2 separate regions of the Mus musculus genome follow, and region 2 is linked to region 1. The links are chromatin loops, found by intact Hi-C in ENCODE. Cell type or tissue: heart. All regions are shown on one strand. Each heading gives the region's core, and the rest is flanking DNA. Links, peaks and the distances in the headings are about the cores only. Region 1 holds the start of Wasf3 (WAS protein family, member 3). Region 2 has its middle 16 kb from the start of Gm38747.

What was found. Hi-C counts contacts between places; a loop is a spot of excess contacts. Peaks named below come from ENCODE experiments on the same cell type or tissue, not always from the same donor. Only the 100,000 strongest peaks of a DNase experiment are listed, where the experiment ranks them.
Region 2: a loop joins it to region 1, with 5 times the contacts of the local background. A loop is called at or near these places in 7 of 42 quality-filtered maps.

The regions. Positions count from the first base shown.
Region 1 is chr5:146,379,002-146,395,281 of GRCm38, reverse strand. Wasf3 (WAS protein family, member 3) reads right to left here and starts at 10,276. Exons shown (of 10, transcript NM_145155.3): 1 at 9,944-10,276. In heart, for the core only: no CTCF peak of the experiment used is centred there; no DNase peak of the experiment used is centred there; H3K4me3 peaks cover 1,348 bases; H3K27ac peaks cover 529 bases; H3K27me3 peaks cover 2,999 bases.
Region 2 is chr5:146,329,270-146,345,549 of GRCm38, reverse strand. No RefSeq gene overlaps it. Among named protein-coding and RNA genes, the nearest start is that of Gm38747, 16 kb to the left of the region's middle. In heart, for the core only: no CTCF peak of the experiment used is centred there; no DNase peak of the experiment used is centred there.

The sequences.
Region 1 (16,280 bases), core at 4,570-12,569:
TTTTTTTAAAAAAAATGTTTCTAATGATATAGATACCCTGATACAGGAAAATAGAAAGTAAAAAATCTCTTCCACAATTATTTTGAAATTCACATTTTTTTCCAACTAATCATTATCCAAATGGCTTAATGTCACCTACCTGGGAAAAGAAATAATTTCTTTAGGCATCTTCCCAAGTTTAATTGGGTCATATCCATAACTCCAGGGAGCATGGCAATTTGTTTAATTACACAGAGGTGCATTTTGCAACTAATTCATACTGCTGGGAACATATGAAAATAGCAGTTCTCCACAATATGCTCTCAACAAATTACTGAATTTTTATAGCTCTGGGATACTGTTTTTCCCAAGTCAAAATTATCTTGGCCCCCGTTCTTTGCAGGGAAAGCAAATGTCACTCCCTGGTTCAGGATCCAGGGCATCGTCATCCTACTGGGCTGAGACAGGGCTCAGACTCGCTCCCGCACATGGTCCCAACAGCCACCACTGACACAGACACTGATCTAAAAACCAAACCACCTGTGGTCTGGCAGAACCTCTCAAAAGCCAGCCTGTTTTCACAGTCGGGAGAAACACTTGTACACAACCAGTCCTTCTAAGAACTGCAGGCTGTGGGTACAGAAGTATCCTTGACTGGCACCCTCTACGGCCATTTTGCTTCTCCACCTAGGGCAGCACGTTGCTATCACACCATCAGATCAAGGAAAGTCATCCAGACAGCCGCAGCACCTAGTGATTCCTGGCATGCAAGCACCTGCCTCTATTCTCCCCCTACAATCTGTCCCCTGAATTGCAGGAGTCTATCACAAAGGACACCAATTCCTTCCCTGCTCAAAACCTTGTTAAAACAAACAAACAAAAACAAAAACCTCCCACTTCCGCTCACTGGGTCCTGGACCACCCTCCCTGCAGTTGCAATTAATTCACACCATTGGGCACACTTACCTCCAGGCATCTCCGGAACAGTTCTAGTCCACATTTATCTTAGCTCTTTCCCTTAAGTGGTTGGCTGGCTCTCCCTACTTCCCTTTCATTCACCCCTTGGCCTCACAGAGGACTACCACTGCATGAAAACCAGGAGCCACGGGCTGGAGAGATGGCTCAGTGGTTAAGAGCACCGACTGCTCTTCTGAAGGTCCAGAGTTCAAATCCCAGCAGTCACATGGTGGCTCACAACCATCCGTAATGAGATCTGATGCCCTTTTCTCACTTTCTTCTCACTGCATCCCTACTATCCAAAATCTACAGGTTGCCTACTATCTCCCTCCCCAGTGAGAGAGCGCAGATTCCTAAGAATGGTACAGAGCTAGTCCTCTGAAATTGGGGGTCACGGTACAAGCGGTTTGGCTGTAAAGCACCAGACAGTGAACATTCCACTTTGCCACCACTGATTTCTACCTAGCTGTCCTAAGGCAGCCCCACGCCACGCTGACACGAACAGATAATGTCTGTCCGCGCACCAACACCACACCTTCTTAGCAGTTCGGGTTTGGCGCCCAGGATGCAGCTCGCCAACTCTCCTGATTTGCTTTTTGTTGCTGTAATGAAACATTCCAACCAAAAGCAACGTGGAGAGGAAGTGGTTTCTTTTAATCCCCTTACACTCTCTACCACAGCCCACCATGGAGGAAGTCAGGGTAGAAACCTGGAGGCAGGAACTGAGGCAGGAGCCTTAGAGGAACACTGCTTACTGGCTTGCTCCCATGGCTTGCTCAGCCTGCTTTCCTGTAGCGCCCAGGACCACCCGCTCAGGGGTGGCCCCTCCCATAGTAGACTGGGCCTCCCGTGTCAGTCATTCATCAAGAAAATGCCCCACAACCTAGAAGAGGTGAGTTTTCAGTTGGCATTCCCTCTTTCCACATAACTTTAGCTTTTGTCAAGTTGATATAAAACAACCAAAAAATAATAATGGATACTCCAACCTCTGCTGTAATACACAGTGAAAGGCACGCTCAGAATGAATGACACATCGCTCCTTGGTCTCTAAAGCTGCCTTTAATGAACGGCTCGAAGTCATGTGCCCCTGCCCTGAAGCTGAGAAACAGTAACGCAAGTCCTATAAACTTCTTGCACACATACTTGAGGCAGCTTGAAGGGTATGCAATGTGAAATCAAGGATTTTTTTTTAAGGAAACTGGTATGATCTTTACAAACAATGCAAGCTACAGCATAAAGCTGAGCTTGTCTCCTTCACTAAAGTCACCAGGATGCAAACTGCCACTCTCAGTCAGCCCCTGGCAACAGCTGGTGATGCTGCCTCCTCGCTGGGGGTTCCTAGCTATACTGCATCTTCTCGCCTGCTGCAGGCTGAATGAAGCCGCATGCCAGCACGGCCAGCAATGTCAATGTGAGAGGTGCTATGTGCTATGCTCTTAAAGCTCTCTGTAGGCTCTCACTTTCCCCAGCCACCAGCTAAACCACCCAGGATCCTGGTTCCTGGGGAGAGCTGGATGTAAGGTGTAAAGAGGCCGACTACCAGGGTATCCACACAGAAGTCCACTAGAGATGCCAGCAGTGCCGGCCACACAAGCCTCCACACACAGATTTCTCCCACCAAGTCACTGATATCCTGCAGTTACTGAAGCTGTTAGCTCTACCATCTAAAATACTGACCATGGAGACTTAACGGTACCAGAGGGACAGGTCTTAGTGCTTCACTCTCAGTCCCCAAAGAGTAATGATTCTCAGAGTTCACATTTTAGCTCTTTATTGTTATGGGTACTTCCTATTAGCTAACTCAGCTCTTCATTTAAAGGAAGACAAGCGAGAAGCCTCCACCGGTTGCAGCCGATAAAACCAAAAGCATCTCAGACAACCCACTTAAACACAACTTGTAACTTACACTTGCCTGCAAGCAGACCTAAGTTCCCTGTCCAAAGAGAGAGCACATTCTGAGTATATTAAAACAGAGTAAGACGGTTTGTCTGAATGAAGTCTGACAACGATCGTTAGACACCAAAGAGCCAAAGAGTAAAACCATAAACTTATGAATGCCTACTGGAGGAACAAAGTTAGCAATAAATAGACAGAGTGTGGCAGCCACCTGGCTGTCCTTAACACATACTGCCTGTCCTAAAGGGAGGTTTCTGCTGCTGGGACAAATGCACGACCAAAAGCAACTTGGTGAGGAACAAGTTCATTTGACTTACAAGTTACCGTCTATCTTTGAGGGAGGCAGGAACTAAAGCAAAAACCAAATTAGAACGCTACGCTGCTCTCAGGTTTGCTCCCAGACTCGTGTTCAGCTACCTTTCTTACACAGTTGAGGCCCTCCTGTCAAAGGATGGCACCGCCCACAGTGGGCTGGGCCCTCCTATGTCAATTAGTAATCAAAAAAAAAAAAAAAAAAAATGGCCCCAATCTGATGATTCCTCGGCTGAGGTTTTCCCTGCTGGGTTGTGTGAAGTTGAGAGCTGAAGCTAACTATGACAATGTGTGAGCCCTATCCAATCCTTCCACGTTTTATTCTTGCCTCATAGGGCATGGAAAGCTTTCATTGTTCATTGTGTGTATGTGTTTGCTTTGTTTTGAGGAATTATCAAAAGAACTGGACATGTCAAAATTGGACATGTTTTTATTAAGCTTATATAAGACGCAGACGGCAGAGAAGTCATAAAAATTTTAAGTACAGCTCAAGTATAGATTTATCATTATCACTGACACACCTTGAAATTGCTATAAACGGCAATTTCAACTTTGAAACAAAAGTAGTATTTTAGTAATCAGAATACTTCAAAGAATGGTTCAACTGGAGTGAAGTCCAGAGAAACGATGTTGCACTGTATAATTAACACCAGATGCCCAGCGATAGGGAACTGGGGGCTGGGGGTGGGGGGAGCTGCCACCTCTAGTTGGTGGTGCTATTGAGGCAGAAAGGTAGGGCCAAGAGTGAAGTCCCTGCCTCACACAAAGACTGCAAAATTAACATTCAAGAAAAATGCGCTGGCAAAGAATTAGATAGACACTTGACCCAGCAATGCCAGGAACAGGCTCTGCATGCATGACATGGGCTCCACAAAGCAGCCATAAAGCCACCAAGTGCGACAGCACCACCTGCATCCTACTGCCTCCTTTCCTAAGACGTCTCTAGCTTTATTACTATCAGACACACACCTCTGCCCGGTTCCCTTCCCTGTTCAGAGACACAAAACTTGGAAACCCCAGCAGCCATGTCCAGACCTCCACGGCCGTGGGGAACTCAGGGTCCCTTATGCAGTGTCTCAGTGTCAGAGATGAGAGAATTTAACAACAACACAGGAGGAGGCTGGAAGTCAGTCTTATGAGAACTGGGTTAGAGAGAGTGCCAGGTTTGTTGTTGATGTTGTTTTGGATTTTTTGTTCGTTTGTTGTTTGTATTTTTTTTTAAATAAAGGTCAGAGAAGCAGAAGGAAACGGTATATAAAGAGGGGGAAAAAGAAACATTGTGAGTTCTAGTTCAGAAAAACAGGAGGGCTTAGCAGTGGGGATCTTTAAACAACTGCAGTAGGAAAGGGCTTCTGGGTATAAAAGTCGGCACTGCAGGGGCAGTAGGTAAAGGCCTTAGTTGTACTACCAAGCCTGACAAACTGCTTTCAATCCCAGGACCCACACGGTGGAAAGAACTCCTGTAAGTTGTCCTCTGATCTACACACACATGCACAGACACACAGAGAGTGACAGAGAGTAAATATAATAATGAAAACATCTTAAGGGCATCTCTTATTAAAGGGATAGTTAATTAACAAGTCTTTTAGGTATAACAGACAACTTGCCTGAGAGCTTTTTCTGTCCAAGTGGTCTCATATCTCATATATAATCTCTCTATTCTCATTCTCATTCTCTCTCTCTCTCTCTCTCTCTCTCTCTCTCTCTCTCTCTCTCTCTCTCTGTCTCTCTCTCTCTCTGAGACACGGTTTCTTTGTATAGCTGGGGCTGTTCCAGAACTCACTCTGTAGACCAGGTTTGCCTCAAACTCCGAGATCTGCCTGCCTCTCCCTCCTGAGTGCTGGAATTAAAGGTATGCACCACCCCTGAGCAACTCATTTATATTAACTCGTAAGGTAGGATGTGTCTTTGTAATCTCTTCTTTGGGACAATTGAGACTATTATAAATCTCCATCACGTACAGGGCCAGAGCCAGAGCTACAACTCAGAGCCTGCTCTTTTGACTAAAACTCATGTAACAGCAGATTTCAAACAACTAAAAAATAAATAAATGAGAAATACAATCTATAAATAGTCATGATTTATCAGTTTCTCCTAGTGGGCTGAACACTGCTGTCCTAGTTTGCTTTCCATTGCTGTGACAAGCACCATCAGCCAAAGCAACTCGGGGAGAAGGGAGTTTGTTTGCCTTATGAACCTGATCACAGCCTATTGTGGCGGGAAGTCAGGGCAGGAACCTGAGGCATGCACACAGGCAGAGACCACAGAGGAACACTGCTCACTGGCTTGCTCCCCATGGCTTGCTATCTTGTTTTCTTATAGAACCCAGGACCACAAGCCCATGGGTAAAGCACCCACAGTGGGTTTGGTCCTCCCCCATCAATCATTTATCAAGAAAAAATGTCCCAGAGACACTCCCATAGGCCAATCTGATGGAGGTAATTCTCCAACTAAGGTTCTCTTTTCCCAAGTGACACCTGGGTCAAGCTGGCATACACTAACCAGAGTAACGTCTAATTTAAAGACCAAAACTCTGGGCTAACAAGAAAGCTTGGGGGATGAAAGGTCTTCCCATCTGACTCCATACTGGAGGAAAGGACAGACTTCTGACATTTGACCTCTGACCACACACACACATGCACACACCAAGTCACACACATACACACAAACAGACCCACAGAAACAGCCAACCACACACATAACAAAATAAAACATTCAAAAATCAAAACTGTGTAAGCTCTGACATATGACAGAAAATTCCCCACCATGAAACTTAGTTTCATGCAAAAAAATTATTATAAGCATTATGTAAGATTAACCTGAGGCAATGCATATGATATTTATGCAACATTCATGGATTCTGGGTTGGTACTTGGGTCCCATGCCCATGGTAGCCCATGCTTCCAGCATCCAAAGCACCTCTGATCCTGAGCACTCCAGACAAGGTTAATCTATAGATGCTTGATCGAGCACTCCAGACAAGGTTAATCTATAGATGCTTGATCTAAATAAGCCATCAGGTAATGACGACGGTACCTAAAACACGGGTTCAAACAGGCAAGGACTGACTGCTGCTATAGATGAGATTCAAACACTCCAAAGTCTAGTGTTAAAGTTTTGATGCCAGAGAGGTGTGACAGGGAGGAAAAGATGAAGAGGTTGGGGCCTGGTGGAAAATTTCTCCAAACATTGGAGGTGTGGTATGGTAGGACCCTGGTCTCTTCTTCCTACACTTTCTCTGGCCTTGAAGCAACAGGTCACTCCTATCATGATGTGACAACTTTGGCAGAGGGCAAAAGGCAGGGGGGAGGAGAGAGACACTGGTCACAGACTGAAAACAGTGAATCAAAATAAAATAAGCTTTTTTTCACTTTATAAGCTGCTTAGCTCAGGCATTTTTACAGTAACAAATTAAAAATGATTAGCACACTGAAAAGGGAGGAAAAACAAAATTAAATGGTAAATATATATATATATGTATATATATACACACACACATACATATTTGCTCACATATATATTTATATTTAAATATGTAATATGACAGAAGAGACTTTAGACCAATTTCAACATCACTTCTCTACTGGGCTGGTGGTAGAGGGGACCCTAAGAACACACCCCAAGAAAAACTTCAAAGAAGTATAAAATGGGTCACTAGGCCTGGTGATGTAGGCCTATAATCCCAGCCATTGAAGAGACGAGAGGATCCTAGGTTTTACTTGAGCAGCCTGGTTAGGTTAAGAAGACTCAGTGGTGGAAGGCATACCTAGCACAGACAGGGCCCTAGATTTAATTGTTTGTACCACCCAGTAAAGGTAAGGCACAAAGCTGAAAACTGATCCGAGAACAGAAGCCCAACCTGAAAGATGAGAATGTACCCTGGGATATTTGGAGCATCTAAAATTAAAATTAAATGAAAATTCAATAAAATAAAAATATTAAATAAGATTAATAGTAAAATAATTTAAAAGAATCCCCAGTAGACTAAAAAGATAGAAAGAAAGAAAGAAAGAAAGAAAGAAAGAAAGAAAGAAAGAAAGAAAGAAAAGGGAAGGGAAGGGAAGGGAAGGGAAGGGAAGGGAAGGGAAGGGAAGGGAAGGGAAGGGAAGGAAAGAAGAGAAAAGAGGCTACCCTCCAAGAGTGTGTGCGCAGGTCAGGTCCAGAGAAAATGATGGAGTGATTGAAATGTGAGCAAAGCGGCATTCTGTCTAGGGACATCTCCAACCAAGGAAGATGGGCTCTGACTCAAACAGAGCTAGCCTTGAGAGAGCACAAAGACATAACTCAGAGAGGAGCCCAGAGACAGACTAGCCCAACCTGGAACCCATCCTGATAAGGACTACCCTGTCCTAAAAACTCCATGTCTTGAAAAAGGAAGAAAAACAATTCTCTTGTATCAGAGCACCCATCTGGAGTTTTAGGGCACTGCCCTTCCCAGCTCTTCATCCAGTTCTCCCTCCGCTGAGACTAGAACCAGCTGACACTTTTCATTCACTGACTCTGGGGGCTTCTCTCATCTCAGAACAGCCCCTTAGTTCTAGTTGGTGGTCCTCCTCTGAAGTCTTATGGTCCCTGCAGGATAGAAACTGTAACCAATATGTACACAGTAAGCTCACTGGCAGGCAAGAGAGATCTGCCCTGCTTGCCAGCATATTCTGACCATGTATGACAAACTCTAAAGTATCCTTGAAGGTTAAAGAGAAGAAAATGAACACAATTAGGTCATTTATGAAGGTTGCCTATCAGAATCCTGACCACACCCCAATGTCTGTGAGCATAGATTATGGAAGTCTTAAAGTCTCCTATCTCTCACTTCTGCCATCCCAGTGCATAGGTAGTGTTTTGTACGGAGTAGGAACTTACCTAGTACTTTTTAAACAAGAAAAAGCCACTTTAAAAGAAAATCTGGGGGCTGGAGAGATGGCTCAGTGGATAAGAGCACTTGCTGCTCTTCCTGAGTGTCAGGTTCAGTTCCCAGCACCCACTTGTGGGCTCAAAACCATCTGTAACTCCAGTCCCAGAGGATCTGGTGCCCTCTTCTGGCCTCCATGGGCACTGTATGCATGTGGTGCTGGAGCTGACGACCACCAGCGAGTTTAGTGGGATGAAGCTTGAGACCTGAGAAAGTCATAGATCAACAGAGGACCCACATGCACACATAGACACACACATGTGCCCTGGACACACAAAAACTGAATTTGAAGAAGCGCTTAAAATAAGTTAATTAACTTTTTAAAAACTGAGAAGGTGAGCAATTTGAAGCCTGCACAGCAATTTAGAGACAGTCCCAAGGGAAAACCACAACCTACATTCTTCAAAGGAAATTTCTGGAATCAGAAAGCCAGTAGAACACAGTACAGACAAGTTTTTTTTTTTTCATATTTCATGAAGTTTTCATCCAAGCATCTTAATAGCCAAAAAAAATAAATAAATAATTAAAAAAAATGCTTGTGGCTTGTCAACATAGAAGTGTCTGTGAAAACTCTAAAATATGTCTACACAGACACACTGATGATGGATAGGGGTGGGAGGTCAACTGGCACAATCACCTAGCAAAGTGTGTTCCAGCTTTATTTTCAATTTTTGAAATTACTAGCATCCATCAATGGCAATAAGACTATAAAATATAAGCAAACAGATCCAGCAATGCAAGAAAGCAGTGTCACTGTGCAGATGTAACATTTACAGGCAGATCTAGAGCAAGGTTCTGTTTGGTATACGGGTCCAAGCGGTAAGTCGCCTTTGCAATCCAGTGAGCTTTGAACATCTAAAACAGCACAACTTTCTTAAAATCAACTCAGCGGAGCTTTTAAATTCAGGAAACTGAGCGCTACAAGACAGCTATCCGAACCCTGGGAGAAGGAAGCAGAGAAGACATGATCTTTAACTGCCTTTGGGAAAGGTCAAACCAGCTCGCTCCGGTTTAACCTCTCAAGCAGATGAAAGGACGGACTGAAAAGAGCCACTGCCTGCATTGTCTCGCTGCTTGAATAGGAAAGTTTGGTAAAGCATACACAAAAACAGTCCGTGCCCAGGAGAATTTGCCCTAGACGAGACAGCGAAACAAGTCAAGTACTCTGAACTCGGTTTGCTGTAGAGTCGCAGGTATTTTCGCAGTTTTAGACAAGCCAAACTTTCAAAATGGAAAACATTTCAAATAGTCGGCCTCCCTCCCTTACAAAAACGTGCGTTCAGAATCTTAAAAGTCAAAATGTCATACCCCATTAGGCATTTGAATTTAAGAGCTTCGATGCGAAATAAAAAGGACCCTTTCTAACCTTCGGCTTTTGAAAACTCAAAAAAAAAAAAAATTACTGCTAGGAGATAATCACCATATCAAAACCAGTCCCTAAATGATTTTTAAAAATTCCTATTCCTCTAAACATCAGCCAAGAAGATGACCGGCTACCTTTAACCCCAGGCCTATCCCATAGTTTCTCAATAATTAAGAACTCTGCTCTCCACTGCAGAGAGGCCAAACCAAGAGGGAAAACCGGCATTTGCTGGGAAGTACCAAAGCCAGAGGGGGGAAAGATGAGCTGTCCGGGAGGCTGCGCCATGGACCAGGCCGGGAGCAGCCGGAGCCTCGGTGCACGCGGCCCGCAGGACCCCAGCGCAGGCCAGGCCGCACGCGGGACGGGAGCAATCGGGATGAAGGATGCGCAAGGAGGATGCGGCGCCACCTGCGGCCGGGAGGGACCAGGGCAGGTCGGCAGCCCGAGCGCGGCACCCCCGGAATCCCGCCCCGCGTCCCCCGGAGGTCGGCCCGGAGCCTGGGAAGGACCACAGCCGCACTCACCGCGCCGCGCTCCCGGCTTCATCGTCCTGCCGCCCGCACCGCAGCGCGCAGCGGCGACAGACGCGGCCCCCGGCCCGGCACCGCGCGGCCACGCCCCCTTCACGGCCAGGGGGCTGGATTGGCGAGCTCTGCGGCCAATGGAGAGCCAACGGGAGAGGGCAGCGTAGGCGCTGCGGGGGCGGGGCGTTGCGGAGAAGGCGGCGCATCCTCAGGCCTCCTCCTCCAAGGTGGGTAACCAAGGGGCCTGGGTACCTCCTCTATCTGCAGACCCCTCGGATCCCCACCTGTAGCTTACCCTTCACCTGGATCTTGAGGCCCCTGGTAACACAGGGCTGTCTACCTACCTGTATGTCCTCGGACACGGTGCAGGGCTGGGGATTCACCCAAGCCTGATAGGATTATAGCCCTGTCATCAGTTGGCATTAACCCCTGGAGGTTCAAAAACCCTCCATCTTTTTCATGTTCAGATTCCTCTTCCCTTGGTCTTCACCGTCTCCAAATCCTATTCTCCCCACCTACGAGACACACAGCCTATTAAATAGGGTAGTCTTGAACCACCAACTTATCCTGGTCTCCGGTAGTGCGGGATAACTGAGGCAAAAATAAACAAGACCAGGAGAAAGTGGGGGTTGCGGGGGGGGGGGGGGAGAAGATAGCGTGTTCTCCTAAGTTCCAAAGGAAATGAGCTTTACTGCATCAAAACACGAATGTTACACATGTCCTCTGTCTTTATTTACAAATCGAATCACAAAATAGAAAGCTATATTTAAAAAGCTCAAGAAAACTGATTCGGGTGGTCTTTAAGACGTGATAAACAAGCCAGTAGTAAATGCCTAACAGTTGGTAGACATTTTAGCAGAGTTCACACTGACACAAAGATAGCAGAAAAAAACACGCACCGTTCACAAAATCTGCACTGCTTTCAAGGGATTTTTAGAGCTCTATCCTCGCTTTCCATATCATAGCAATTTGGAATATACAGGTAAACAAGACGTCAGCTCTCCAGTATTATAAACACTGACACGGGGATATATTTATGCCCAGCCCAAAGACAACTTGACATTCAAATTACAACTGCCTCTCCTCCTTTTCGTCTGCTCTTACCCAGGGAAGCAGCTACCATACGTATTTACGTACATTCAGGTCATTGATGGAGGACACAAAAATCTGAAGATACAGGAGTATCCAGACTGCCTTTCTTGTGGTTGCTAGTCACATTTACTGAGTCCTCTCACTTCAGTCCCCCTTGCCTTACCTGAGCTGCCTCTAGACTTACTTAACTCTGAACATGCCGTGACCCTTAATGGTGCGGCTCTGGAGTGTTGACACTTGCTGCATCGGGTCACTTCCTTTTAGATCCCAGTTCCCTGACAAACTCAGTTTATTCTCTGCTTATGTCCAGTGAGATACCTTGTACTGTGTCAAACAGAGTATGTAGTACATATAACTTACTGTTGGTGTCTTTGTTAGGGTGTCATCGCTGTGAAGAGACGCCACGACCAAGGCAACTCTTATAAAAGCAAATGTTTAACTGGGGCTGGATGGCTGTGTCAGAGGTCTAGTCCGTTATCATCATGGCAGGAAGCATGGCAGCATCCCGGCAGACGTGGTGCTAGAAAGGAAGCTGAGAGTTCTACATCTTGATCTGAAGGCAGCCAGGATGAGACTCTGTCTTCTGCAGGCAGCCAGGAGGAGCTCTCTTCAGCCCTGGGTGGAGCTTAAGCATAGGACCTCAAACCCACCCCCACAGCGAGGAGATGCACCTCCTCTAACAAGGCCACACCTCCTAACAGTGCCATTTCCCATGGCCAAGCATATTCAAACCACCACAGTTAGCATTGTGTCCTCAACACACTGGAATTGCTTCAGATGCACTACATATCTACACAAAAAGTCTGGAGCAAACACACGGGCTTCCGCAACAACATCACCATGTTGTCACATGTCGCAGACTTTTTAGAGTCACGGTAATATATCCCTTATCATGTGACGCTTACCATCAATCATCTTTACAAGATGGCTCCTCTAGACATTGCATCCCATTCAGGAAAACAGTAGATAGACAATGGACAAAAGACCAGCAATTTCCACACCCTTTTAACACTCTGTGAAGCCCCAGTGAGCACCTTCTGTTTGCTAGTCAGACCCATGTCAAGTGACTTCAAAGGAGCCAAAAAGTATTATGTATTTTAAGACAGAAAGACATTCAGTTTATGTTAATAAGAGGGAACAAATGTGCAGAGCCTATGTATGGCCAGTACCTGTCAAAGTTGCTAAATGAATAAATTCATTGGCTGAGTCTCCCATTTGACTCACTCATAAGAAGCTACTGGAATCTCAGGAAGAAAATGACACATACAGTTTTAAAAATGAGCAGATCCTTTGTCAAAATGAACGTGGAAAAACAAATACAAGAACTGAATAGGCATATGTACCACCGCATATACCAATAGGGAGTTATAAATTAAAACAAAACCTAAATAGCATAGCATATATACTGGGTAGGCTGGAATCCAAAAAATGCAGCAATGCCAGCCGCTGGCAAGGATGCAGGTCCACGGGACTGCTTGTGCACTGCTGCTGAGGATGCAAAAGGGTACACCTACTCTGGAGGACAATTTGGCAGTTTCATACCAAAAAAAAAAAAAAGACTCATTTTTTTTCATAGGGCCCAGCAAACACAGTTTTAGAAATGTATCCAATGGAGTTGAAAACTTTTGTGCATACAAAAGCTTACACCTTGGACTGGAGAGATGGCTCAGTGGTTAAAAGCACTTGCTGCTCTTGCAGAAGACAGGGGTTTAGTTTCCGGCACCCTTAGAAGGCAGTTCACAACCATCTGAACTCCAGTTCTAGGAGACCAGACGCCATCTGCTGGCATCTATGGGAACTGCATGTACATGGTGTATGTGCGCACACACACACACACACACACACACACACACACATACTCAGGCACACACAAATACACATAAAATAAAAATAAATAATTTTTTATCTTAAAACTTCTGCTTCAATGTTTGCCTATAATCACCAAACACTAGAAGAAACTAAGATGTCCTCAGTAAGTAGTGGGTGATGTATCCATATAGTGCAAGAAGAAGAAATGAACAATGGGGCCACAAAAAGATGGGAGAACCACTCATAGCTGAGTAAAAGAAGACAATCGGGAAAAGCTATGTGTTACACGATCCTGAAAATGTGATATTCTGGAAAAGTAAAAAATATGGAAAGCATAATATCAGTGGTCGTCAGGGGTCAGGGAAGGAGAAAAGCAAAGATTGGATAGGTGGAGGGCAAACTTTTAGGACAATGAAGTTACTGTGGAGAAGACATTACTGTGTGTGTGTGTGTGTGTGTGTGTGTGTGTGTGTGTGTGTGTGTACGCGCACATGCATGGCATGTATGGCGTGTATGGCATGTATGGTGTGTGTGTATATGGCCCACATTTGTCCAAATCCAGAGAATGAAGAGTTCTAGTGTAAACTGTGGGGTCTCTTTAATAAAAACACATCACCGTGCGCGTGCAAATGGTAGCCTCACGCCTCACTAACACATTTATCCCTAGAAACTGGAAGGAGAGCATGAGTGCCTGGAAATCTGCACCTGCCTCTGTTATTTTGTAAATCCAGACGTCCTTTTAAAAATGAGTTCATCACTGACAATGGCAAACTCGTAGACATGGTAGTGAAGACAATGGAGACGACATTTCATCTTTTTAAAAGGTCATCTTTTGCCTTGTTGAAGTCACAAATTACATTCCCCTTGCGTTACTGGTAACTCTTTAGAGTCCTTCTACACACGATAATTAAGTTCTTATACAGCTTTATATTGAAAAATTTCCCAAATGTAAAGGAAAATTCAAGGACTTATAAAGTGAAGGCCCATTTTATTCTGTCCCTGTCTGCTGTCCACATACTGCCTTATGCCACATACGGCTTGTCCCCCTGTAAGTGCCTTACTTAGTCCCTTAGCCCACACACTCCTTCCCCCACCTCTCTCCCCCTCCTTCCCCCACCTCTTCCCCCACACCTTGCTCTCCCTCCATTCCATCCCCATTCTCTCCCTCTTCCTCTCCCCTTCCCCCTCCCCCTCTCCCTCCCTCCCTCCCTCCCTCCCTCCCTCCCTCCCCCTTCCAATCCCCTTCCCCCTCTCTCCTCTCTACCCCCTCTCTTCCTTCTGACACATAGGTTATTTAACTAAGCTAATCGAAAAAGAATTGCAAACACCAAGACATTTGACCCTAAGTGTGTTGGCTTTCTGTCACAGAAGAAAATAAAATTACCTGGGAAAATTAACTGTAAAAAAATGGAAGGCTATATTTTGACTATTGTTTCAGAACCTGAAACCTGTGTTTGCTTAGCTCTGTGGCTTAGCACTCATGGTGAGACAGAACATCATGATAGGAACCACACAGATTGCTTTATAGTGGGCAGAAAAGAAACAGAAGAGGTGGAGACCCCACTATCCCGTTCTGTTCAAAGGTATGTCCCCAGTAACCCACCTCCTCACACAAGATCCCAGCTCTTTTTAAAAATTATTGTTAATTGAGTTATTTATTTAGTTCACATCCCAATTATAGCTTCCCCTCCCAGTCCCTCCCTCTCACCACCCCATCCCTGTCTCCACCCACCCCTCCTTCCTTTCTCCTCAAAAACCCAGAGGCTTCCCATGGATATCCACCAACCTTAGTTAGCATACCAAGTTGCAGCAGGCCTAGGCAGCCCAGTCAGAGGACAGGGATCCAAAGCCAGGTCTCAATTCTTAAAGGGCCCACAGCCTTCCAACAGCTCCTTCACATGTGGGCTTTGGGGAGACATTTAAAATCCAAACCACAGCTCTAAATACTTCAACATAATCTAAAATCCAGAACTTCCTCCTTCATTTCCTAACATATAAGAAAGGACATATGGAGCTTCCAACGTGTTGGAGTGTCTAGAGAATTCTGGTGATGTGAATGGCTGTTAGTGTCCCATGAAATCTTGAGTGAGCAGTTAAAGGTGTGGCCGGGCTGGAGCCCGCTGCCCTCCATGGACAGTAAGCTGTCCGGCATTACTGTGATAACTGAGCAGCTTTCTGTCATAATCCTATTAAGATCTCACAGTGACGTGTCTTAACCCTCTTGGGACACTCCATCGTTGCTCCTTGGCTGACCACACTCTCGGGTGGGTTCCCAGGGAAGTTTTAGAGCTGTCCTCACTTGCAGTCTGACAGTGGGTCCGGGGCTTTTTTTGAGACACTTTATAAATTAGATATTTGCTCAGTAATTGGTTTAGGTTCCCTTTTGTCATTGCTACTTGTTAGTAGAAAAACAATTGTCATTCTCCTGAACTTAGTAGCATGTCATCTTTCGTACAAATTACACGCTGTTTTGCATCAGGAGCTGAATTCAGTCTCACTTTGGGGAAAGCTGAAGAACAAAGAGATGCCACTAATTAAGAGGATATAATTAAAATATGTAAGAAATCAAATTATAAAGACATACTAATTGTCAGTGCTTTTGACACATTCACTTGTATTTGCTCTCAGAATGAAGTGAAATCATGACTACAGATCCTTTGGTGCTGTAGAATTAATTTAGTTCCATGAATAAATCTTCACCTACTCACCATTCCTTCCTTAAAATTAAGAAAAAAAAAATTTAAAAAGGGGCCTGGCGGTGGTGGCGCACACCTTTAATCCCAGCACTTGGGAGGCAGAGGCAGGCGAATTTCTGAGTTCGAGGCCAGCCTGGTCTATGAAGTGAGTTCCAGGACAGCCAGAGCTATACAGAGAAACCCTGTCTCAAAAAACCAAAAAAAAAAAAAAAAAAAAAAAAAAAAAAGGGGGGGGGACCTGGGGGTCAGAGGCAGGTAGATCACTATGAGTTCAAGGCAATCTGTCCAATATGGTGTCCGTACACAGCCCAGGTCAGCCAACATAGTGAGGCCCAATCTCAAAATCATCATCATCATCATTGGGAGTGAGAGGTGGCTCATCAATTAAACACATTTGCTGGTCTTGCAGAGGACCCAGATTTAATTCCCAGCACCAAACATAGCAGTTCCAGGACAAATGGTGCCCTCTCCTCCTTTCTGCAAGTATGTTTACGCAGACATTCATATGCAAAAGTAAAAAGCAAATCATTTTTAAAATTAAGAAAATTGTATCTATACGTACCCTGGCCCAAGGGTCATCTAAATCTGTATCTATATTTCTCATAGGGATATAATCTCCAGTTATGTAAAGATCCATTTTTTAAATCTTCACAGCAGCGAGGCAACATATTGATAATCTTATCACGAGGGAAGCAATGTTAGAGAAGACGAAAATACCCACAGGTGAAAGGATGTTTTGC
Region 2 (16,280 bases), core at 3,814-11,813, 49 kb after region 1:
TCTTTCAAAGGACCTGGCTTGGTTCCCAGCATCCACAAGGCAGCTCACAACCATCTGTAACTTCAGTTCTGAGAGAGCTGATGCCCAATTCTGACTTCTGCTGCCACTGCATGCCTGTGGTGCGCAGACACACACTGGGGCTCACACACAAAGTAAATAACAGCAGGCATACTCAGCAGGGACTCCACTGGGCTTTTAATCCAGCTCATGATCTCGGTAACTCTTATGAAGGATATTTCGTTGAGGCTAGCTTACAGCTTCAGAGGTTTAGTTCATTATCGTCAAGGGAAGCATGGCAGCGTGCAGGCAGACATGGTGCTGGAGAAGTAGCTGAGAGTTCTACATCTTAATCAGCAGGCAGCAGAAGGCAACACTGATTCCATACTGGGTGGAGCTTGGTTTGAGCATAGACCTCAAAGCCCCACCCCCATAGTGACACACTTCCGCAAACAAGACCATGCCCACTCCATCATGGCCACCACTCCTACTAGTGCCATTCCCTAGGAGACAAACATTCAAACACTGGAATCTATGGAGGTCATACCTATTCAAACCACCACAAAGTTTGAACTTATATTTTGACTTCAGGAAAATGCCGGATCAAGAGAGATTTTTGCCGAATGGTGACGCCACAATCTTCTTTAAATACTTCTGTTTTATGTATTTACCTTGACAGAGACGATAGTGCGTTTCATTTACTCTTCCTACACCTTTGCGGCTTTTTGTGTTGGAGGATGGGATTGGCTGCACTTCCTAGTCTCTGGCGATAGCTCATGCTCGATGGGCTCTTGGAGGCTTCGGCTGCAAGGAACCTGCAGGCACCAGAGAACTGATAGCTGCCCCGCTACCTCAAGAAGACTCGCAGTGCACTTTAGTTTTGGAAGTCCCCCTTCCTGTCTTTTGATTCAGGAAGAAAGACAGCGAGGAGACACAGCAAATTCTTCCCTCCGCGGGCCCCTGCATGTTTTTCCTGTGCCTCCTCGAACCTTCCTGTCCTGGCGGTTGGGACCATTCAGTTCTAATGAAATCTCAGCGGACTCTGTCCAGATGACTTTCTTGCTGGGAGCTCCTTCCCTGCCCAGGTGAGCAGCCACTCCATATGGCTATACCTGTCTCTCTGTGTCTGCATCTACGACGCTGAAAAAGCAACCTGGGAACACCATATGGCTTTCAAACCTCAATGCCTGCCTCAGGGACATACCTCTGGCAAGCCCACACCTCCTACATCTACCCAAACAACACCATCAGCTGAAAACCGAGTGTTCACATGCCTGAGACAGTGTAAGACATCTCATTTAAAGTGCCACAGACATTTTCCAGGTGAAGTTTCACTGATCCCTCATCTTCAGAGGGCGACCCACAGTCGCCCTCATACCCCATTTACCAACCCATTTGTCTGCAGCCACCTCCATGGAGTCACATCATCTGCTGTGACAAGAGTCCGCAGGAGATGTGACCATCTGCTTCTCCTGAGCAGCTGGAATAAACTGTGACACAGTCAGGCAGAGAAGAAATGAGTTTCCCTCAGCAAATGGCTGCTGACCTCCTTATGAGAGGCACCAAATGCATGGAATAGACACACAGAGTCATGATCCAGCTTGCTGCGTCTTCTGAACATACCTGATGGATGTAAGTTGGGGTAGGTTAATTTGCAAATGAAAGTGGAGGCATGCAGCCGCTGCTCTTTGGCTCTTTTGTGGGTTCTGCTTTCTTCCATCCTTCTCCACCCTTGTTTTTCTTCCACCCTTTCAACCTCCTAACACTAGATAAGAGAGAAGAAAGGATAGCAAGGAAAGGAAGGAGATCCCTGAATAAAGTCAGGGGTGGGAAAGTGGCTGACGTTATCATTAGAATACTTGTTGATGATTGAACTGTCACATCTCAGTGTCCGGGGTGCCAGAAGAATAGAGAGGTTGTTATTCTAGAATGGGGTAAATATCCTTCCCGAGAGAACACCCGCCCACAAAGACCATGCCCTTTCTGTTCCCTGCATCCTGAAGCTCCACCCCCTAGCCCCTCTCCCCCGGACTCCACACTCTTGAGACTCTCTGCATCTAACAGCTACTTCAATACCGCAGTAGAGAGGAGATACAAGGTAATTGCTGGGCTGTAGCAGAGCCCGTGCCGGGCAGGCAAATGGACTCTGTCTCGTCTCCTGAGAGCCTGAGGCCTGGCACCAGGTAGGGGCCTGACATCCTTGCCTGGAGGTGGTTGAATCTAGAACTTACATCTGTATCCTTCTTGAAGAAAGCAAAAACATTCTTGCATTTCTCTCTTCTTCATTTCTGGGTACATTTACAAGTGTTCCAGAGAAACAATGTTTCTGCAATGGATAGAGGTATGAAACTGTGTGTAGTTTCAGTTCCCAGCAAGGTTTCATCTGGACCATCCGGCCTCCCTCAGCTTTTGCCACCCAGGGGAAAGGCTCTGTCTTCACCGCTCAATAAATTCTGCCACGCACCCATTATGTTACCCCCAATTACAAGGTTTGAAGAAAGGGATAAAATGCAAAGCCTCTTTTACAGCCATAATAATAGTTTCACAATAGCCATAGTTTCACGAGCTATTGGAATTCAATATTAGCAATGACTTCTTAGAGACAGGAAGTACCAGAAATTGTCCTGTCTAAGAAAAAGATAATGGTCAATGATTTTTTTTTCTTTTTTTATCATAAGAACGTCTCAGTCAAGTGTATAATGCGCTTTGATCAAGTCCATCCTCCATTCTGGCTCCTTTGAGTCCTCCCCTGTCCCCACTACCGTTCCCAGTTTTATGGGGTTTTGTGCTGTTGTTTTGTTTTGTTTTGTTTTGTTTTGTTTTGTTTTGTTTTATCCACTGACTCCACTTAGGTCTGTGTTGTGTATTTCCTCAGAGATTAAACCATTCCATCCAGCAGGGCAGCTCCTTAAGATGGGAAGTAAACAACTCACGATAGCTTCAGGAAGTCCCTGAAACTGACCTGATTCACTAGGCCCCTCCCTGCCAAAGTAAGCAATAAGAGCCGAGAATGCCTCTGAGAGTAGAGGAACTGAGTTTGGAAAAAGACTCTCAGTCCAGACCAGCTGGCTGGAAGGAAAGGTTGAGTCTTGCTGCCTGCAATCTGTGTGGTGTGCTCCAGGGTCCCAGCTTCGTGAGCTGTCACCAACGCTGGAGTAGGTTTTGGTGATATGGCTGTCTTTGAGTCACTTCTGTTCCTATAAGTAACCCCTCACCCCATGCCTCAGTCAGTGTCATATTGCTGTGAAGAGACACCATGACCATGGGAACTATTAATAAAGGAAAGCATTTCATTGGGTTGGCTTACAGTTTTAAACGTTTAGTCTATTATCATGTTGGGGAGCATGGCAGCATGCCAGCAGACATGGTGCTGGAGAGGTAGCTGAGAGTCCTGTACCCAGATTGGCAGGCAGCAGGAAGAGACAGACAGGCAGACAGACAAGACAGACAGACTGAGCCTGGCTTGAGCTTTTGAAAACTCAAAGCCCACACCTACTTCCTCCAACAAAGCCACACCTCCTAACCCTTTCAAATATGCTACTGCCTGGTGACTAAGTATTCAAATCAATGAGCCTATGAGGGCCATTCTCGTTCAAACCACCACACCCATATTCCTGTAAGTAACCCTATTAAAGCTAATTGGTTCACCAAGTTGGACTTTGGTGGTATCTGGAGTGAGTAGTTGCATGTGTTGTGTCTCCCCAGGAACAGTTTTGTCACACAACACACTGCTAGAATGTGCATGGATGTAGGACCATCTACTTGATCATGGGTAACCTCCAAAGGACAGCATCCTTGAAAAAAGCTGACTCTCTCTCTCCAGCAGCCACCAACTTCCCATTGCTCCTCAGCTAAGGGTGGGGCTTTGTGACCAACTCCGTCCTCCAAGCTGGAATTGTGTCCAGCTTGAGATTGCCCCAGTCTTATGGCTTGCTGTCCCAACTGCTATAAATTCATACATGCACCTGTCCTGTTGTGCCCAGAAAACATTGTTTCACTGTGGTCATCTGCCACCTCTGGCTCTTATGACCCTTCTTCCCTCTCTTCTGAGAAGGATGCCTAACCCTTACAAGGGGTTTGTGTGCTATAGATGGCCCCATTTATGACTGAACATTTCTTGAGCTCTTATTCCCTGCCTGTTGACCAGTTCTAGGCTATGTGTTAATCACCATCTACTGAAAAAAAGAAGCCTCTTTGGTGAGGTCTGAGACCTGCACAAACCTATAGGTATTTAGAAGGCAGTTTGATACTGCATTCATTTAATAGAATAATAGTAGTAAATACTATGTGCATTTAGTAGAATAATAATAGCACGTTCTCCTCCAGGGCTGTATCTATTAAGCCATAGATTCTTGGCCTTGTTAATGGTACCAGGCATGAGCCCTGTCTTCTGGGGAGAGCCTTAAATTTAATCAGAAAGTGGTTAATTGTTCCCATAACACTTATGCAGTTATTGTGCAGTGAGTATTTCTTTCTGGGTCAGTTGTAACTGGCAGGGTTCATAGCTAGGAAAGATTGTGTTTCCCCCTGGTAGGGTACATAGACCTTTCCATCTCTATGAAAGCCAGCCAGTAGGACTAACATTCTTGGCTAGTGTCACGATTCCACACCTTGAGTATGCAGTACTCTTTAGAAATAGGGTCTTGTCATGTGCTTCTGGAGGGTAACTAAGAAAAATGGCAGTAACCTGTAATGTTCAGAGGTCTATAAGACCCTACCAACCAACAAGTCCAAAGTGACCCAAATCTGGCACTGGGCTTTTTATCTGATAGCTTACAGCACCCGTTGTAGGTTAATTCCACTTAAACTGTACATGTATGATATATTTTAAGATGCTTCTGCATTCATAAGTCTCCATGTGAGTTTACAAAGGTCTTTAGAGTTAGCTAGCCTTCTCCACACTCACCCCCACCCCACTTAATCCTTCTTGTTCTATATTCCCCTCCATACTCCCTCTTCTATTCCCCCTTCCCCTGAAATCCCACCACGGCTTCTTACTACTTTCTTGACTTCTGTGGGCAGTCTGAGTTACAGTTTTACTGCTGTGAACAGACATCATGAACAAGACAACTCTTATAAGGACAACATTTAATTGGGGCTGGCTTACAGGCTTAGAGGTCCAGTCCAGTATCATCAAGGCAGGAACATGGCAGCATCATGGTGCAGGAGGAGCTGAGAGTTCTACCTCTTCATCTGAAGGCTGCTAGCAGAATACTGGCTTCCAGGCAGCTAAAACAAGGGTATTAAAGCCCAAGTCCACAGTGACACACCTACTCCAACAAGGCCACACCTACTTCGACAGGGTCACACCCTCTAATAGTTGCCACTCCCTGGGCTGAGCATATACAAACCATCACACCAGTTTAAACACACATATGTGAAGATTCAAAGCTAACGTCTCTACATGAGAGAGAACACACACAGTGTTTGTCTTTCTGGGTCTGGATTCCTCATTTAGTATAACGTTTCTAGTTTTTTCGATTTTTTGTGCAGATGTCATAGTTCTTCATAGCTGAATAATATGCCACTGCTGTGAGTGTACCACATATTTATTATTTCTATAGATATATACAGTTACATATAAAAGTAATCTCTAGCCAGTAAGACTTCCGGTAAGATTTAGCCACTCAGACACTAGGCTGTTTCCATTTTCTGCCTCTTGTAGATTGAGCAACAGTGAGTGCAGATGAGCAGGGATCTCTGTAGTGGGGTTTAGATGATTTGGGGCATGTGCTCTGAAAAAGGTGTAGCTGAGAATCTCTACACCAGTTCCCACAGTGGCTGCAGCAGCTGGCAGCCCTACCAATGGTGAGCAGTGATTGGCCCCCTTTCCCACACATCTAGGCCGGTTGTCTTATTTTATTTTCTTTCATTTTATTTTTAATTGTAACCATTCTGACCCGGGCAGGATGAAATCCCAAAGTAGTCCTAATTTGCATTTCTACGATGGCGAAGAAAGTTGAGCACTTGAAAAATATATATTTCTCAGCCATCTGTGCGTCTTCTTTTGAGAATTCTGTTTAGCGCCTCGCTCCAATTTTTAAACGGGTTGTTTGTTTTCTCGATGTTTAGCTTCTGAGTTCTTTGCATGTTCTAAATATGGACCCTCTCTCAAATGTAGATGGGAAAGACTCTCCCCCATTCTACAGGCCGTGTCTTCACTCAAATGGTGGTATCCTTGGCTGTGCATACGCTTTTTAATTTCATGAGATTCCCCTGTTCAGTTATTGGTCTCAATGTCTGTGCTGTGTTCCTCCTTAGGAAGTCTTTTTCTCTGCCTACAAGTTGACGCTTGTTTCTTTCGCTTCTAACAGACTCAGGGTATTGATTTTCGTCCTGAGGTCCTGGCAAGCCCTTGGTACTGCCTCGTGTGTGTTTATAGAGTTAACGATCTTCAATATAGGACATATAGAAAGAAGACAAAAACACCGTTACTGTGAACATAGCCCTCTAAGAACATCTTCTGGGAGGAATCCGGGTCCTCAAGAGATGGAAGGACAAGATCAAAGCTAAGAAGCTTAAGTTGTGACTTGTGAATTCAGTTTGAGAGTCTTCTGTGTGTTAGTGGGACCCTGAGAGTCAAGGGGAAAGGTCTTGCATAGGTACCTGGTGGAATAGACGCGTGGCTTTACTCATCTGTTCACATAGACACTTATCCTTCATCGAGTTTACTGAGCATTTACTATGTGTCAGATGGTGGATCTCATGAAAGGTCCAAGTTCAAGGCCTGGCGCAATTTATGTGGGTGGCCGCTGTTTGTGTTTCAACAACAGCAGTCAATTGTCAAATCGACACTCCAAAGAAGTATTAGAAGATACAGTAAATGTCACTTTGACTAGGCTTTGAGGTACAATCAAATCGTCCTGGGGGTGAGTGATCAAGGCCCATCCGGAGCCCAACCTCAGCTGTCCTCTGGCTTCTCCATGAATTCCTGGTCCCACAGCTGCAATGTGCTAGGCACACACCAGCTACAGAAACACAACGGAGAGCACAGCTTAGTAGCATGGCGGCCACACACTTCAGTAGTGTTTCAGACAGTATTCTGGCTGGCTTCTGGAGTCAGCATTTAGGAGAAAATCAAATACAACCAAAGTCACCCTTGAGGGACAGGGGAATTCCTTGGGGAGGGGAGAAGTTAGCAGAAAAGCAGGGAGCCTGTAAACACCACCCAGCCAGCTTCCCTTCAGCACGGGAACAGATGGCAGTCTGTGGCAGAGCACCCACAGAAACACTCAGCTTGGCTTGTGTTTTGAGGTCAGGTTCTACCAAAAAGACATATTGTGGCTTTAAACACTGGTGTGCAAGATGCTCGCAATACGGAGGCTCGGGCTGAGGCTGTAGAAAGACTCGCGCTGCGAGCATATGCATATTGTGGGGGATGCCTGGCACTCCCCGTATTTACATTGTTCTTCTTTTGACTTTCCTTTGAATACTTAGCAGCTGAATTCAGTGACGTTGCTGAGCATCTATAGGATAAGGCATGACTGAGAAAAGGACAGCAATGAAGCCAGTTGGCATGTGTGGTGTCCTGTGAAGACTGGGCGGCTGTGGGAACTCCGTCTCAAGTCTCCTAACTCTCCAGAGAGGCTAGGAGAAGGACCCAGTACTCTGTGTCGATGAGAAAGCAAAGGGCTTAGATCCCATTGTTCTCTCCCTGGATCCCCTGCTGCAGACAGACCCTTCTGCCTTCCAAAGAACTGTCAGAATCCTAACCATGGCGGGTGACTGCATCCTCCCTGTTTCCTCCTCCTGTAGAGTCCTCTAGGAAGAGTTAGCACTCGGATTCTTCCTCAAGCCAAGCCAGGAGCAGTGGCACAAGGCCTTGGTAAAAGAGCTCTCCACTACTCTGTCAGTTCCATTGCAGACCCTGAGAAGGGTTGGGTCAGCCCATGTCATCCATTGCTGGTCTCTGAAACTGTATGTGCTGGGTCATTCCAGTTTTGGCTCCCCGCTGATCTACCTCCCCTCCTCCTGGACCCTCCCTCACAAGTCCTCCTGCCCCCTCCTCAGCCCAATATGCCCACTGGCCATTACTCTCAGGCTCAATGCTTTGCCAGATGGGGGCAGCAGACATGTCATTTTTAAAATTCCATTTCAACAGACAAAGCTAGGCAGCCAGACTCAGCTTTACCAAAGGAAATAACTGGAGATCCCAGGGCGATCAGCTCTCACTCTGACAAGTTCGCCCACTAAGGTGGTGGGGTAGCTTCTTGGTTAAGCACCAGGGATCTGAATTATAACAGCTTCTTGCTCAGCAGAGACATCTATCTGTACCTTGCAAGCTGAGCTACAATGTCCTGCACAGAGGCTAGCTACAGGACAAACAAAGATGCCTACTGTTCCGTGGAGTTTGCTAAATAGTGGAGCTACCGGTCCTCTGTACCCTGATCGTCTTTTAGAAAGGAAAGAGATGACCTCATCAAACCTTCTGTCAACCTTGAGCTTCTACACCTTGAACTTCCTGCCCAAGGAGATGTCCTCTCCTTCGGCATAAGAGGAGCAAGTATAGCATGCCCATTGGCCCTTCTGCTGAAACAGGGGCAGCATGAACAACCTGCCCAAGACCCGCTCACTACAGGAGTCCAAGACCATTCTTTGGCTAATTTGTATATGACCTCCATCTGTCTTTGTCTCATCAGAGGAAGCATGCACTTATTATTTAAGTGGCACATCCACACCATTCGGATAATTCTTCCTTCGTGGAATTCTCCAGTCCTTTCAAAGACACCGAGAGAAGAAAGAGTAAGGGAAAGTCCCCCCCCCCCCCCACACACACACATGCACCCGGACACATAGACTCACACTTAGAAACATACACACAGAAAGCACACACACACAAGCCAAACCTTCGTGGAGTTAACAGTACAACAGGGCATTAAAGTACTTGGGAAAGTTCTGGAGGCCCCTGCTTCCAAATAGTCACCTGACTAGAAGCAACTCAATCTTTTTTTACGAAATAGGAAAGATCAGGGGCTTGTACCTTTTAGCTAAGTTCCCAGGTCCTCTTCTGCTTCATTGAACCCACTCCCTCAGCCTTTATTTATCAAGCTTCCTTTGTGGTTTCTATGACCAGCAGCAGCAGGTTCTTGTCTGAATAGGTAGGCACCAAGTCAACAGAGCAGGAGACTCTGGAAGCAGAGAGTACTTAAAAGGTACAGTCAATTAATGGCTCGCAGTGTTACCTGCCTAGTATTGCCCTGGGAGTCCAGCTAGCCTGTTCAGTCTCCACCAGAGGCCCTTCTGTTAAATGCCTGGTCTCCAGGGAGGTGTTATAAGGAGGTGGTGGAAGCTTTAAGTGGGGGGAGGCCCCCAGGGAAGTCTTTAGTTGAGTACACCCCAAAAAAGGATAGTGTGGCCTCAGCCCATTCATTCTGTCTTTAGCATCCTAGCCATGAGATGAGGGGTTTCCCACGCAGGGGAACAATGGGGACTGGAGAAAGCAACATCAAGGTGAGCATAAGAAGCCAGGTGACAGCCAGGTGTGGTGGCGCACGCCATTAATCCCAGCACTTGGGAGGCAGAGGCAGGCGAATTTCTAAGTTCGAGGCCAGCCTGGTCTACAGAGTGAGTTCCAGGACAGCCAGGGCTACACAGAGAAACCCTGTCTCGAAAAACCAAAAAAAAAGAAGGAGGAGGAGGAGGAGGAGGAGGAGGAGGAGGAGGAGGAGGAGGAGGAGGAGGAAAAGGAGAAGAAGAAGAAGAAGAAGTAGAAGAAGAAGAAGAAGAAGAAGAAGAAGAAGAAGAAGAAGAAGAAGAAGAAGAAGAAGAAGAAGAAGAAGAAGAAGAAGAAGAAGAAGGTGACATACAATGACTAAAGCCCCTCTCACTTGGAGCTTCGTAGAGAGACCTTGAAACACAAGAGCAGGCTGGGCAAGTGCTGACGCCCTCTGACGGGGGCCCTGCGCTTTCAGACAGATGCCGGATGATGTCTGTTCACTCTCTGCTCGCTAGCTCATCCCTACACTTTCACCAGCTGTTTCCCTTCCTTGATGAGCTCTCTTTCTGTCTATTTCCTGGCCACGTGTCTGTATCATAGTTTTCTCCCCAAGGACACAGACCTGGAAAGTTCTTCAGCAGATGCCTCCAAGATGACACAGAGGCCTGGAAACTTTAGTGTTTGCCCCCAGGATTCTGATCTCTGTCTGTATCACTAAGACCCAGAGGCAACGGAGTCAAATAATCATGAACTGGGAACTCCTGAACTGTGATCCCAGGTAAACCTCCTCTCTTTTTAAGTCCATTATCTTAGGTATTTGTAACAATAGCAGAAAGCTGATTGTGTTGGCTATTTTTCTCGTTGCTGTGACAAAATACCAGAAAGTTTTCGTAAAGAAAGGTTTATTCAGACGCACAGCAAAGAGGAGAGAATCCATCACAGCAGGGAAGGCAGCGGCTCTAGCTGAAGCAGGACACAGATGTTTCCTTCAGGCTCTGGAAGATGAACGCTGCTACTTTGTTTCTCTCTCCTTTCCATTCAGCCCTGAACCCTGGTCGCTGGGGTGGCAACGCCCACATTCTGGAGATGGGTCTTCCCACCTCTTTTAAGTCTCTGGAAACATCCTCACAGACACGCTTAGAGTCTTGTCTCAAAATTCCTTCTAAATCCCTTCAAGCTGACAGTCTTAGTTAAGGATTTACTGCTGTGAACAGACACCATGACCCAGGCAACTCTTATAAGGACAACATTTAATTAGGGCTGGCTTACGGGCTCAGAGGTTCAGTCTATTATCTTCAAGGCAGGAGCATGGCAGCATCCAGGCAGGCATGGTGCAGGAGGAGCTGAGAGTTCTACCTCTTCATCTGAAGGCTGCTAGGATGAGGGTCTTAAAGCCCACACCCTCAGTGACACACCTACTCCAACAGGGCCACACCTATTTTGACAGGGCCACACCCTCTAATAGTGCTACTCCCTGGACCAATCATATTCAAACCATCATCTCACAATCAGGATAAGTACACTGTGTACTATACTTGAGAAGGAATACCAGATGTTTCAGGCACAATGGACGGAGATTGTGGCCAAGTTAACACTGAAAGGGTGGAGGCTGTTTCAGGTGGTGTGCCTTCAAGTGATCAGATGCAACCCAAGATGACATTCTCCACCCACACCTCCCTTCCAGCTTGTCTCCCCAGCTGGTACCCTGCACATAGTTAAAGGCCATCATTCCCATCACTTATAAGCCAGGGCTACAAAATAAAACAGGTCTGCCCCCAAGTAAGAAATAAAGAGAACGGTAATGAGAAGAGGGAGGGGGGAAGAGAAGGGGGAGGGGGAGAGAGAGAGGGAGAGGGAGAAGGAGAGGGAGAGGGAGAGAGAGAAAGAGAGAGAGAGAGATTAAGAATGAAAATTTAAAAACAATTTGTTTGAATGAAAATGTACTAAGATAGGGATTTATTTATTTGTTTGTTTGTTTGTTTTTCAAGACAGGGTTTCTCTGTGTAGCCCTGGCTGTCCTGTCTCTGTAGACCAGGCTGGCCTCGAACTCAAAAATCTGCCTGGCTCTGCCTCCCAAGTGCTGGGATTAAAGGCATGAGCCACCACTGCCCGGAGATAGGGATGTTTTTAATGTGGATGATAAAAGGGCATAAACTTTGAGAAACTGAAATAATTTATAGGTCATACGACAAGGAATGAAAACAATTTAGGATGTATGCATAGATTCAAAAATATGAAAAGAGAGCCATGGGGTGGCTCTGAGGTGAATGTTTGCTGCGTAAGCCTGATGACCTGAGATTGGTCCCTGGGACCCGCTTTGAAAGCTGCATGCATTGGTCCACATCCGCAATCCCAGTGCTTCCACAGGAAGATGATAGACGGAAGAATAGCCACAGAAGACAGAAGAATAGCTCACAGACCAGCCAGCCAGGAATACAATGCTAAAAAGCAGAAGAAACAGAAGGTGGGAGGGTGGAAGAAAGAACTAACTCCTGAAAGTTGTCCTCTAACTAGTACACGTACACACACACACACACACACACACACACACACCAACACAATCACACATATCACTTACACCATACATTTCACACACACCATATATACATACCAACACAATCACACATACATCACATAAACACACCATACATAGATACATATACTCCACATATACACACACCACACACATAACACATATATACACCACACACAATACACATACACACCAAAAACAATCTCTCTCACACACACATCACATAAACATACCATACATAGATACATACACTCCATATCACACATACATACACTTGCATACCATACACATACTACACATACCACATGCCACACACTCCAACATATATCACACACATAAATGCCACACACACAAATACACCACACATACATATACCACACACCACATACAAACTCATAGCACTGCATACCACTCATACACACATCCACAAATACACAAACACACCACACATACAAATACACAAACCACACACACACCACAGTTCTCAAGTGCCATTCCCCCACCATGTGGGTCAAGTCTCGGAGCTACAGAGAGTCCATGCTGGGGGTGAGAGTCTTTCTTTGTAGTGCCTGTGGCCCCTAAGACAGTTGGAATTCAGTTCCCGATACAGTTCCTTCTCATCTCATGGAAGGAGTAAAAAGGCAGCTAACAGTCTGTCTCACGTGCTGTCCACACAGGCTGGCTCTCTTGGAGATACCACAGTCACCTGGCTAAGTGTGGAGTGGAAGTGTGTCCCTGTACGCATGGAAACCTGCGGCCTGTGAACTGCTTCCATCTCCTTTTAGGACCCACCACACGGATGCATCTTGCTGGCCTCAGTGTGCCCACCTCTGAAGTTCAGCTCTCCTGTTTCCATGGAAACCACACTGGGTCTCTTCGGAATTCCTGAATGGCACTCTGCCGAGGAAACGGTGCATCTTATGTACCCTGTATCTCAAAGAAGGGAAAGATGAGATCACAGGGATAAGATTTTAGACCCAGGGATTTAAATGAAGCACCTGTCCTGCCTCCTGTGCAAGAGCCCTCTCCAGTGTCCTTCTATAAGGAGCAAACACAATGACTCCCCCATTCACTCATGACTTTGAAAAGATGTCTGACCCAGCCAAAGGGAGAGAGAATGTTGAATCAACCAGAGACTGGTTCTTGGCCTCCTAGAAAATGCCTCTGCCTGGTATAGTCAGCCAGGGAGACAGAGAAATGTACTCAGCAGCCAACCAGAAGAGGTGTACTTAAGACACAGAGATGGGGCTGGTGAGATGGCTCAGTGGGTAAGAGCACCCGACTGCTCTTCCGAAGGTCCAGAGTTCAAATCCCAGCAACCATATGGTGGCTCACAACCATCTGTAACAAGATCTGACTCCCTCTTCTGGAGTGTCTGAAGACGGCTACAGTGTACTATACCTATAATAAATACCTATAATAAATAATAAATAAATAAATCTTTAAAAAAAATTCAACTCCCAACAACCACATGAAGGCTCTCAACCATCTGTACAGCTACAGTGTACTCATATACATAAATTAAATAAATAAATCTTTGGAAAAAAAAAGACACAGAGAGCCGGGCAATGGTGGCACACGCCTTTAATCCCAGCCCTTGGGAGGCAGAGGCAGGCAGATTTCTGAGTGAGTTCCAGTACAACCAGGGCTACACATAGAAACCCTGTCTAGAAAAAACCAAAAACAATAACAACAAAAAACCAACCCCTCCCCCCCCAAAAAAAGAAGAAAAGGCACAGAGATGTAACATGTGGGCTAAAGGTGGCTCAGGATCGCCTGTCACCTTGCCATGGGCTTCCGAAGTCCATGTTTCTCATTCATATATCAGAGTCTACCATGACCAACCACCAATGTTTGCTGGGCTATATCCTATCAAGCAACACAGACACACAGGGCCACTCAGTGAAGTGTACCTGTTGCCCCCACCCACCCACCCACCCACACACACACCCACACACATAAACTCATATTTGAATGCTTGGTCTCCAGCTGATGGAAATGTTTGAAAAGGATTGGGAGATGTGGTCTTGTTGGAGGAGTGTTACTAGAGATGAGGTTTCAAAAGCCCATGCCATTTCCAGTGATCTCTCTCTGTCTCGTGCTGTGGATCAGAAGTAAGCTCCCAGCTCACTGCCCCAGCACCGTGTCTGCCTGTCTGATGCCGTACTCCTCCCCCGTGCTGGCCGTGCTGGCCGTGGGCTCACCCTCTGAAACTATCAGCACCCATATAAACGCTCACTTCTATAGATTACTTTTTTCACGGTGTTTTGTCACAGCAATAGAAACACAGCAAGGCAGTGGCTTTTGATCCAATGAGTTGAAAGGAAACTGGACAGTATAGACCAGCTAGGAGGTGTGGAGGAAGGGTGTCAGACCCAGGACAAAGAGGGCGGACTGGAATTGAGGCTCTCTTGGAGGACGCGATAAACAAATTTCATCAGCTCAAGAGTCAGTCGGGGAGGGGTGAGATTTTGTTTGCAGGGGAATTTCTGGTACTGTCTGAAAACATTTGTATTTTGTTTTTTTTGTTACTGTCACAAAGGAAAGAAGTATCCTGCTGGTATTTAGTGGGTTCTGTCAGAAAAGGGAACTCTTGACATCCCATAATGCACAGGGCAGCCCATCTCCAAGGGAACTCATACGTCTGCAGTACTGATTGAAGAGCCCAAGCGACATGAAACACATGGGTTAGCTGGTAGATCTTTTACAGGTGCAGTCTTCAGGATGAAAAGAAACAGACAGACAGACAAACCATTTGAGTCCAATACTGAAAACGATTACCCTAGGATCTTGAACCCACAAAGAGAATGACCTATTCCGATTGGAATGGATAATCAACACCAATAAACAGCACAAGTTTTTTTAAAATTAGACTGCTATAGTAAAGATCAACATTTGCATAAACATTCCTCAGGGGCGCCAAGATCTCACAGAAGCACTTTAGACGATTGCCCTCTGGTGGACAGAGGAGGAAATGCAAATGTCTCAGATGTCAGGGAAACGTGCAGGAAAAAAAAAAAAGCCGGGCGGGGGGCACATGCCTTTAATCCCAGCACTTGGGAGGCAGAGGCGGGCGAATTTCTGAGTTCGAGGCCAACCTGATCTACAGAGTGAGTTTTAGGACAGCCAGAGCTACACAGAAAAACCCTGTCTCAAAAAACAAAACAAAACAAAAAAGGGAAAGCCACCGTCATGAGTGGTTTTGTGCCCCCCCTCTAAGGCGTGTGTGTTGAAGTCCTAGCTCCCTGAAATTGGTTATAAAGCCTTTCAGAAGAGATCAAGGAGCAATAAGATCACATGGGTAGATGGGGCCCCACCAATCCAATCTGACTATGGTATCTTTCTAAAAAGAGATCGGGACACTAAGAGATACACCAAGGGTGTGGCTGTAGAGGGCACATCGAGAAGAAGGCCACCTGTGGCATCTGAGACCCCACCACAGAACAAACGTCTTGTTGAAAAGATGCCTTTGAATCCAGCCCAGTGAATCTGTGTTCCTTGTTCTTCAAATTACAAAGCATTCCATTACCAGATGAGTAGAGGCAGAATTTGATCACACACACACACACACACACACACACACACACACACACACACACAAACACACACACACAAACACACACACGTAATGCAATATTATTCAGCCCTAACGATGAAGATGATTCTCAGATATGCTGCTTTTGCATGGAATTCCAAGGACATTATCCTAAGTGAAACTTAAAAGATGCACAGTAACAACGTTGTATGGGGCTGGAGAGATGGCTCAGCGGTTAAGAGCACTGGCTGCTCTTCCAGAGGTCCTGAGTTCAATTTCCAGCAACCACTTGGTGGCTCACAACCAAATGGGATCTGATGCCCTCTTCTGGTGTGTCTGAAGACAGCAACAGTGTACTAACATAAAATAAGTAAACAAACAAGCAATGTTGTATGATTTCACTCACTGGCTGGTTCACAATGGCAGAATGTAGGTTTGTGGTGGCTGTGTCGTTGGGTACCAGGTTTCTGTTTAGAAAAGTGGGAGTAGCCAGAAGGTGGTGCACGCCTTTAGTCCGAGCACTTGGGAGGCAGAGGCAGGCGAATCTCTGAGTTCGAGGCCAGCCTGGACTACAGAATGAGTTCCAGGATATCCAGGGCTACACAGAGAAACACTGTCTTGAAAAGTAAAAGAGAAAAAATCAAAGTGTCGTGTTACAGGGATCGATGACTGCAGACCTGGGTGGACAGAACTGATGCCACTGAACCATCACTCATTTTGACAGTGAATTGTATGCTCTGTGCAGCTCACCATCGTAAATACCACACCGTGTGCTTGTA